2 separate regions of the Homo sapiens genome follow, and region 1 is linked to region 2. The links are chromatin loops, found by intact Hi-C in ENCODE. Cell type or tissue: heart left ventricle. All regions are shown on one strand. Each heading gives the region's core, and the rest is flanking DNA. Links, peaks and the distances in the headings are about the cores only. Region 1 holds the start of OR8B8 (olfactory receptor family 8 subfamily B member 8). Region 2 has its middle 17 kb from the start of OR8A1.

The links. Peaks named below come from ENCODE experiments on the same cell type or tissue, not always from the same donor. Only the 100,000 strongest peaks of a DNase experiment are listed, where the experiment ranks them.
Region 1: a loop joins it to region 2, with 2.6 times the contacts of the local background. A loop is called at or near these places in 4 of 110 quality-filtered maps.

The regions. Positions count from the first base shown.
Region 1 is chr11:124,440,436-124,445,825 of GRCh38, forward strand. OR8B8 (olfactory receptor family 8 subfamily B member 8) reads right to left here and starts at 5,261. Exons shown (of 3, transcript NM_012378.2): 1 at 5,141-5,261; 2 at 1,053-1,188; 3 at 1-666. The coding sequence starts at 650. In heart left ventricle, for the core only: a CTCF peak has its summit at 2,156; no DNase peak of the experiment used is centred there.
Region 2 is chr11:124,584,247-124,589,636 of GRCh38, forward strand. No RefSeq gene overlaps it. Among named protein-coding and RNA genes, the nearest start is that of OR8A1, 17 kb to the left of the region's middle. In heart left ventricle, for the core only: CTCF peaks have their summits at 2,184 (motif pointing left) and 2,385; a DNase peak (open chromatin) is centred at 2,185; H3K27me3 peaks cover 643 bases.

The DNA.
Region 1 (5,390 bases), core at 212-5,211, 140 kb before region 2:
GAAATGAAGATGGTGACTGTGGGCACACCAATATCAATGCCCACAACAACAAACACTACAAGCTCATTCACATAGGTGCTGGTGCAAGCACACTCAAGAAGGGGAAGGATGTCACACATGTAGTGGTTGACAAGGTTATTGGCACAGAAGGTCACACCCATCATGCACGCTGTGTGGGCCATGGCCCCAGCAAACCCCATCCCATAGACACCCAACAAAAGGAGAAAACACACCTGGGGAGACATGGTGACCATGTACAACAGTGGGTTACAGATGGCCACATAGCGGTCATACGCCATTGCTGACAGGATGAAGGACTCAGAGACAACAAAGAAAAGAAAGAAGAAGAGCTGAGTCATACACCCTGCGTAGGAGATGCTGTTCTTCTTTAAGACAAAGCTCATCAGCATTTTGGGAGTGATAACACTGGAATAGCAGAAATCTATGAAGGACAAGTTATAGAGGAAGAAGTACATAGGGGTGTGCAAGTGAGAGTTGAGCCTTATCAGGGTTATCAAGCCCAGGTTCCCCACCACAGTGACCACGTAGAAGCCTAGAAACAGGAAGAAGAGGGGGATCTGGACTCCCGGTTGGTCAGTTAAGCCTGCGAGGATAAACTGTGTCACGAAGGAGGAATTCTCAGCAGCCATTGTCATTTAAGGCATTCTGTGGGGACAAGGGAAAAAGTTATTTAGAGAGAGAGAGAGACCACTGCTGCCCTCCCAGTCATCCCTCCTTCCTTCTTGAGAATAGGAGGCACACAGAGAGATTTTGAACTTCAGCAGAGGGGGCTTTGCTGCGGCTCCCTCTGGAGCAAGCCCCGCCTCCATGGCCAGGGCAGGTGCTGCTGGCAAGGCCTCCCATCTTTACTTTGATCCCTTTGTTGCGCCCTTTCAACTCCAGTTTCTACTTAAGTTTACAGAAACTGGGGCCAGTCTCCAGGAAGAGTCCTCTTAGAGGCCGGACCCAGCCCGCCTGTGCCTGGAGAGTTAGGGTTAGGGTCATCCTGGACAGAGCAGAAGGGTAGAGTGGACTTCCCAGAGCTTTAGTACCTGAGACTGGGGACTCGGGAAAAGTTCGGACTGCTCATCCGGATTCAGCCTCTCATCCTCTTCAGCCCAGAGTTTCAGTGATGTGCCTTTAGGTCCAGCTCTTATCTTCACTTGTTCAGACAGATTGGCTGCGGAGCTATCACAGATGAAAGACTAAGCACCAGCCCGCTAGGCCCTATCCCGATGGCAGCACTGGAGCCTCGGCTGCCTCAGAACTCTTTCTGAGCTACAGTACGTGACATCTGATGGAGGCTGTGCCCTGAGGCCTTCCTCCAGCTTGCAGAAAGGCGACAGCATCCTTACCATTATCAGTGACAGCCAATGACAGGAGACTGAGCAGTTTTATTCTGAGTTTGGATATCTGGGGAACTGATTAGAAGTAGAGCAGCAGAAGTTCCCCTGGGATCACAGACCTGGATATAACAAAGTTGTGCTCATACCCTTGATAATATTTGAATGGGCTTTTAGAAACATGAAAATATTTGTTCAATTAACATCTACTCGGAAATATGCAAAGCATTGTGCAAAAACAATAATTTACCATTTATTGAGCACTTAATGTATACCTAATCCTTTTTTTTCCTAGCATTATGCACTGACCTCAGCATGCCAGGATCCAATACCATTTTTCATATAATTTTTCATTTTAATTCTACCCCAAATTCTATGAGCTGGGTTTTATCACCCTCATTTTAGAGATGAAGTAACTCCCCAAATGTTAAGTTACAAAGGCCATATTAAAACTAGGTGCATCTTACTCCAGATTTGGTGTTCTTAATAACTGAGTTTAACACCTCTCTATAGAAGATAATGAAGTATGTAAAGCCCAGTTCTTGCCTTCAAGACTCTGACCATGTCTTGAAAAAGACACTAGAACACACATAACTAAGCAAAAGCATGTGATAAGATCCAGAAAAGGCAAAAACAAAATGTTATGCCACTCTGATGGAGGACATTCAACCTATCACTTATATTTCAGTTCATTGCTGAGCTGCACAATACCCAGTCCAGAAGACAAACCAATCTGTCTTTTCTTGGAATTTGAGCTTGACAGTAAAAATCAATCTCGATTGGTTAAGAGTTTTTTCCAAAATTGCTAACTTGTTGGGATTCCCCTAGATGGCCCCTGTCCTCTATCGTTGTTCTTTCCAGTGTTATTTTCAGCTTTCCTCATCGTGAGCCTGAAGGCCTTGTAGCTTGATTCTCCTTCTTCCCACGGGATATTTGCTTTCTCGTTTTGCTTGCTTTGTTCTTTTCATAACTCCCCTCTCTCGTGACAAAAGTCATCCCTTCTGTGTTCTAGCCTCTCAGAGCCTTGCTTGAGCTCAGTGACAGCTAGTTATCATTCTTGGAGCCCCATAAATTTGAATCAATATTTAAAAATCATCTAATCCTGTGGTTCATAAACCTGGCTGTGCAAATGAATTAGATAACTATATGCTTATTAAAAGTACAGATCCTGCTGCCCCAAGCCAGGCATCATAAATTAGAATCTCCAGGGGTGGGATTTTATAACTTATATTTCTCACCCTATTGATCTGGATATTTAGACAGGTTTCACCCTATTGATCTGGATGTTTAGGCAGGTTTGGGATTCAATGCCCTAATACTCTATCTACCCTACGTTTTCTAGACAGGAAAATTGAAGTCCACCAGTCAGAGTTGGTTGGTGGTGAAGTCCAGAATAAAACTTGGGTCTCCAGTCTTTCCAGTTACATTGTCTGGAGGAAGTTCACCTGGCCTTTAGTTCGGCTGGAATGTAGAGTACAGGGAGGGATATAGTTGTGCATCAACCCTGGAATAGCATCCCAGGTTCCTGCTGTGGAGAGACTTGAACGTCATGACAGGAATTACGTATGCAATGTGAATCCATGGAATATATTGAATATGAGAGTGACATGGTCAGAGTTGTGGGGAGGGAGGCCAATTAGTCTATTGGGCTACTGGGTGTTGATGACTTGATGCCATGTTCCCCCCAAATGCTATGTTTAATGTGTAATTCAGACACGATGCCATAGCTCAAAGCACCAGCAATAAGATAAAGGATGAATTTTCAAAACAAGTAGCAGGTAAATGGAGCAAAAGGCCTTTCTAAGCTTTTTAGCACATGACAAGTCACATAACGCTGGCCCTGTCTTCTAGCTGTGTTGTTCTCTGCCTACTATCCTGAATATTTTCACCAGGTCTGAGTTCAGGTCCCATCACCAAGCTCTCTGTGTTGCACATGTTTTATGCCTCATTTTATATTACTCAGCCTATCTTTTGGGCTTCTGCTGTTGCTGTGGCAGTGAGCTGCATCCAGCTATAGCCCAATAACAATGTTTCTTGACTACACTACGTATCCCCTCCTTTCAGCCCTAGGACACCTCTGCCACCACAAAGTGGTACATCTGAGAATCCATTCAGCCATTATGGTGCACGTGCTGATCTGTAAGCGTGAAGGAATTAACACCCCTGGGAGTCAGTGGGTAAATGTCTCCCTTTTGTGTATCTCCAGTGGTTCATTCTTCTTAGTACATCAAAAGATCTCAGAGGAACTAATCCTAAATTCCCCATTAAGGTAACATATAACAGAACCTTTTATTGGTTTTCTATACTTCCCTGTTTTTCTCTCTCTCTTTTCCCTGGGATGACTTCTAAAAATAAGCTATCTGCATGTATGGCCTTGTCCCCAGCACAGCTTTTTATGGAAATCCCAGCTAAGGTACTCCTAAAACAGTATTCGGATCAGGTTTCAACAAAATGTTCCTTACTCCACCTGGGAGGAAGCATCCTCACCCAAGTCTCTTTGATTCCAGGACAAGAAACTAAATATGCATCAGTAAATTCATCAAGGACCTGAAATTATTCAGTACCATGTTTCAGAGAATTTTTATGTCTTGAGCATGACCTATCAAAACACCTAAATGCCAGAAGGAGTAATCTCAAATAATTATCGGCTCACACCTTAATAGGGATTAGCCACGACAAATCCTACAGTACTTTGTTCTTAGATCTCTTGCAGCTCTACTCACAATGTATTACTGTCCTGTCCCTCCATGAACTATAATGATGCTAGCAACATTGTAGTTTTATTCACTTTTATATCTTTGAATCATATAGCTCACAAAATGTTCATTAATCTCTAATTCTCAATCTCCTCATCTATAAAATGGGGATGATGGCGATAATTCACAGTGTCGTTGTTGTGAGAGTTAAATTAAATCATGAAAGTGGAAGAGCCGAGAAGAGTGGTTGACAAAAGAAAGAGCCCTGATAAATGCTGTAGAAAATAGACATAAAACAAATATGAAATGCATATATCCTAGGGATGGCATGAGGGAAGGAAAAATCTTGCTTAAAGCTGAATGAGCCTGAAAGAGACAAGAGAGGGTCTGCCATAGGGCAGAGGAGACAGCTGACAAGAGTGAGAAGAGCCTGGGAACAATACACTCTTCAAACTTTAAGGCCTGTCTCTCCAACATAACCCAATCCACAGACAACATCAGGCCCTTGAGTATATTACCCTGTCCCTACTTCCTGTCCTACCACCAATGCCTATTTTTCAAATATCCACATTCTATCACACCACAAAAGCCAAATTCCAAAATCAGGTAAGGGTTTCTTTACAGCCTCCCATTTTCTCTTCCTATACCCATCTCTAGTCTCCTAGTCTCAGCAAAAATTCCTCTTCCCCAACATTCACAATCTTAGTGCTACTTTCCTTCAATTCTCTGTCAAAACTAAGTTTTCAAGAAGAATCTCACAAATTCATCAGCACACAGTCTACTACAACTTGCTGGGGACAATCCACATTCTTCACCCTCTTCCAGGCATTTCTTAAAATGAAGACAAAGTCTTTAGCAAAAAAAAAATAGATCTCTAGTTATGAAATTTCAAACAGCACTCAGTTAATGAGAGGTACATTTTGGTCAGGATAAGGCAGCTGAAGTGGTGGCTTCACAATTAGAGCCCCATTGGCAGCTGTCTGACCTCCATGCAGCAAGCTAATTACCACCCTTCTTCCAGTCCTGTGTGTGTAGTGGGTGTGTGTGCGCACACACGTGTGTGTGTTTTGTGTATAAGTGCTGGGTAACATTTGAACATACCTCAGAGCTTGCTCCTCTGCCACATGTGGAATGTATTTTAGTCACTGCTCAGAAACAAGATGCCTCAAGTGTAACTCTTATACCTAGAAATCTGCCACTCCCTCAGTGATTATGAGAAACCTCAATCCTTGCTCTCATTCCCACTGTAGTCAACTCACAATTTAAGAAAATAAGTCATTATTACAAGCATGAAATGAGTCCCACAGGAAAGGTGCTCCTTAGGGCACAGAAAGCAAGACTCCGGCTTCAT
Region 2 (5,390 bases), core at 301-5,300:
CAGGCTGTGCCTGCCCCACAAATTTCATATTTTCCAGTCCCCACAATCATGTGAGCCAATTCCATAAAACACAGGTCCCTGCAGACATACCATCCATCTATACAGTATATCTGTATAGATATATAGATAGATAGAGATACACAGATATAGGTAGGGTTCTGTTTCTCCGGAGAACCCGGACTGATACAAGAGGTTACAGGTGATAATTAATCATCCTCCCCTCCACACTCTGAGAATTGAGAAAGAAGAAGCCAGATAGAAAGAGATGAAGATTAGCCTAAACACTGATGAAGTTCATAGAAGGGCATAGCTTAGAGCTGCAGCCACAACAGGACTCCCTAATTCCGTCTGTGCTTCCCCAGATTAATTTTACAAACCTAGACACGAGCTGAGATGGCAACTGCAGCTCTTGTCTACGAAAGGAGAGCACTTAGAAGAGGAAGAAAGAGACTCCTGAGGACAGGGCTGTCCTAAAAAGAGAATGCTCAGGGGGCTCAGCCATCCTTAACCCATGCTGTTTCCCAGCCTCAAGAGGCAGGAGTCACTATTCTTTCTGGGGGTTGAGTCTAGTGGGGAGAAGGAAAAGAGAAGGGGCTCCTCCCACTCTTTACCTTCCTGAGGCACAGAAGGAGTAGGTATCCCATTAAACAGGCTGGTCTGCTTTGGGTTCAGTCACAGACGGGGCAATCATTTCCCCACAGCAAGTTTCCTTCTTGTGACATGTAAAATACTTGCTTGTAAAGTTCTGCTGTAGTTCAGTACTGTGCTATCTTACTTTTGAGATGAATTAATTTTTTTTAATGTTCTCAAAAGTAATTAAGAAACTTTAAGACACAGCTTCTACTTTTTCCCCGTTTAGCGTAGCTGTTTCTCTCTGCTAGTCAGAGTTTGGATCTGCCTCTGGGAGCCCAAGTGCAATTGGAGGGTAAATACACAAAGTGTGTCGCTCAAGTCAAGAGCAGCCAGAGACCTCTCAACCTAACAGCCTGAGTTTTCTTTTACATATTTCAGAGTCCTCAGTAAAAATCCAGAGAAGGCTCCCTCAGTTACTTCCTAGAGTTACTATAGAAAACAAGAAATTATGTCCTTTGAGTTTACACATGTAGCAACTTTAACAACCTCCATGTTCGATTTTGCTTCAACACTGAAAGCAATGAAAGGAGGTGCCTACCCTGTCTCCCTCCCCCATTTGGTTGATGCTAAGTGGGAATTCCTAGGCTAGATCTCTATAAAAATGGCCGAAATTCAGTAACACAATTTGTGGAGCTGGCAATTAGGCAGGGTCTTTACATTGTGCACATGACAAAGCCCTTTTCATATCGCCATCTTCAATTAAATTATATAAAATTATTCAAAGCTACTAAGATCTCTGTTTTCCTGAGTAATGGCAGGTAATGCCTTGAGAGAGCTTAAAATCAGTTGATATGGAGTAGAGAGGAAAAACTGTTCATTTGCTATTGGTTCCGGGGAGCAGTATTGTGCCCTTGAAGAACAGCAGGGAAGAGTCACACCATAAGCATGTGACGTTTTTCTTCTTTTCAGAGGTTCAAATTGGGGCATACACTCGCTGTTATTTTCAGAAAGGCAGAAGCTCTCTACACAAATGCATCATCCTTTTAGTCAGAAAACATTTAATGCCCTCATACTCTCAGCAATTCTAAGTAAAATAGGAAATAAAGAATAAATAATAGCCAGTCATTTTTTAGGTTTTCTTTAGAATATAAATTTATTGAATAATGCCTTAGTGCTTGCTAGAATTTACTTCTTAAAATAAGTATATACATGATATATAAATATATTTGTATACTATGTATATGTGTGTAAATATATTCCCCTTATTAAGTAAAAAAGTCTTTGTAAGAAGCTGTGTCTTAAGGTTTCTTAATTACTTTGGGGAATATTTAAAAATATGTATCTCAAAAGTAACAAATATATATATATGTGTATATATATATATATGTATATATATATATGTATATATATATATATGTGTGTATATATATATATATATGTGTATATATATATATACATATATATATATATGTGTATATATATATATACACATATATATATTTTCTTCCCATAAAAAGAGAAGATGCTATTTAAAAATCAGCATAGGCCTAAACATTTTTAATGTCAGTTCAGACAGGATGACTTTTTCTGCTGCTGCCACCTGGTGGCAGCTTGCCTAAAACTCAAGGAGCGTAACAAACATTCTCAGTAACTCCCTCTGGCCCAGGGAAAACCTGACAATTATACAGCAAGTTCTAAACCACAGAAAACCTAGATTTGAGATCCAAGTACATCTGTACAGGGAAGTTGCACTGCATATGAAGAGAGAGAAAAAATGATATAACAGTGAAAAGTTAGCACCAGCACTTGAATGTTGACAGGAAGAGAAATACACAAAACATTTTAAAAGTTTTTACAATAGAAAGAGGCCAGGCATGGTGGCTCACACCTGGAATTCCAATACTTTGGGAGGCCGAGGCAGGAAGATTGCTTGAGCCGGGAGTTCAAGACCAGGATGGACAACATAGCAAGACAGACCCCATCTCTACAAAATATAAAAATAAAATTAAAAAAGAAAAAGAATTGGGGGAAAATGTTTTAAGTTAATAAAGGCATACTCATGGTTTTGTTCAAGAAAGGAATTAGTAAAAAAAGAACATTCAAGGTACAAGAAAGAAATGAAAATCTGAGGATTTGACCTAAAATTCATATGGAACCAAAAAAGAGCCTGCATAGCCAAAGCAAGACAGCAAAGAGAACAAATCTGAGCATCACATTACCTGACTTCAAACTATACTATAAGGCCATAGTCACCAAAACAGCATGATACTGGTATTAAAAATAGGCACATAGACCAATGGAACAGAATAGAGAACCCAGAACCCAACACTTAGAGCCAGCTGATCTTCAACAAAGCAAACGGAAACATAAAGTGGGGAAAGGATGCCCTATTGAACAAATGGTGCTGGGATAATTGGCAAGCCACATGTAGAAGAATGAAACTGGATCCTCATCTCTCACCTTATACAAAAATCAACTCAAGATGGATCAAGGACTTAAATCTAAGACCTGAAACTATGAAAATTCTAGAAGATAACATTGGAAAACCCCTCCTAGACATTGACTTAAGCGAAGACTTCATGACCAAGAACCCAAAAGCAAATGCAACAAAAACAAAGATAAATAAATGGGACTTAATTAAACTAAAGAGCTTCTGCACAGCAAAAGGAACAGTCAGCAAGGTAAACAGACAACTCAGAGTGGGAGAAAATCTTCAAAATCTATACATTCAACAAAGACTAATATCCAGAATCTACAAGGAACTCAAATTAGCGACAAAAAAAACAAACAATCCCATCAAAAAGTGGGCTAAGGACATGAATAGACAATTCTCAAAAGAAAATACACAAATGGCTCACAAACATACGAAAAAAATGCTCAACATCACTAATGATCGGGGAAATGCAAATCAAAACCACAATGTGATACCAACTTACTCCTGCAAGAATGGTCATAATCAATAAATCAAAAAAAAAGATGTTGGTATGGATGCAGTGAAAAGGGAACACTTCTGTACTGCTGGTGGGAATGTAAACTAGTAAACCATTATGGAAAACAATGCAGAGAATCCTTAAATAACTAAAAGTAGAACTACCATCCGATCCAGCAATCCCACTACTGGGTATCTACAGAGGAAAATAAGTCATTATATGAAAAAGATACTTGCACGCACATGGTTATAGCAGCACAATTTGCAATTGCAAAAGTATGGAACCATCCCAAATGCCCATCAATCAACGAGTAGATAAAGAAATTGTGAGATATATATATAATCTCACATATATATGTGTGTGTGTGTGTGTGTGTGTGTGTGTGTATACACACACACACCATAGAATATGACTCAGCCATAAAACAGAATGGAATAATAACATTTGCAACAGCCTGGATGCAATTGGAGACCATTATTCTAAGTGAAATAACTCAGAAATGGAAAACCAAACATTGTATGTTCTCACTAATAAGTGGGAGCTAAGCCATGAGGATGCAAAGACATAAGAGTGATACAATGGACCTTGGGGACTCGAGGGAAGGGGTGGGAGGGGGCGAGGGATAAGAGACTACAAATTGGGTTCAGTGTACACTGCCTGGGTGATGAGTGCACCAAAATCTCACCAATCACCACTAAAGAACTTACTCATGTAACCAAATACCACCTGTTCCCAAAAAAACTATGGAAATAAAAAAATTTTTAAAAAAAGAAAGAAAACTTGAGGATTTGAAATACTTAGGATGGGAGGGGGCGGCACTAAGAGCACATGAAAGAGCGTTTGATCAAATTCAATACCTTCAATAGTTCAATCATTATTTTTAAATATTCAGTGAAATAGGAATCAATGACATATTCTAAAGGTAAATGTGAAAACATCCTTATAGTAAAAATATTAGATACATTCCCATTAAAGCCTGAACTAGACCAATATGTCTACTATCTCTTCTATTAATTAATATTGTAAAGTAGGGAACCAATGCAATTAGACAAGAGAAAGAAATTAAAGGCAAAAGAATCATAAAGGAAGAGGTACAACTATCTGTATAGGCAGATACTATTATTAATTTTTTGGAAATTCCAAAATAATCCATGAAACATACTAAAAACAATACCAGTTACGTTGCAGGAGTAAAATTAGAAATCAATATACTTCGTATACAAACAATAACCTGGTAGAACATGTCACAATAGATCTCATTACAATAGAAAATAAAATTTCTAATCAAAAATCTAGTTTAAAAATGTACAAAACCTACATGACTAAAAGTACGCACATACCTAAAGGACACAAAAGCATATCTAACAAACAGAAAGGCATACGGTGGTCTCCCATTGTCAGACTCAACACCAGAATGTATCAGTTAGTTCTAAGATTGTAAATGTAACATGATCTTGATAAATATAGTAGGAGGGTTTTTTTTGTTTTTTTTTTTTTTTTTTTTTTGTCTGGAGGAAGACAAACTGATAATGAAGTTCGTCTGAAAGAATAAATAGGCAAGAATACCATGGAAAATCCTGGGGGCATGAGGGATCACAACTTGTAGAAGCTAACCCTAACATACGTGAAAACAACATAATTAAAGCTTCTGTAATTAAAGCAAAATATTAGCACGTGAATGGGGTGGTAGTCCACTGGAACAGAATATAAAACAAATCAAAATGTAGTTTAATATTTGATGAAGGTAGCAACTAGAATCAACAGGGGAAAGGATAGGTTATCGTTTTTTAACGGTGAGGGTATAACTGGATAGCCTTATGAAAAATAATAAAATTAGATCTATTTCTCACACCACAAACAGTATAAATTTCAAATACATCCAAATGT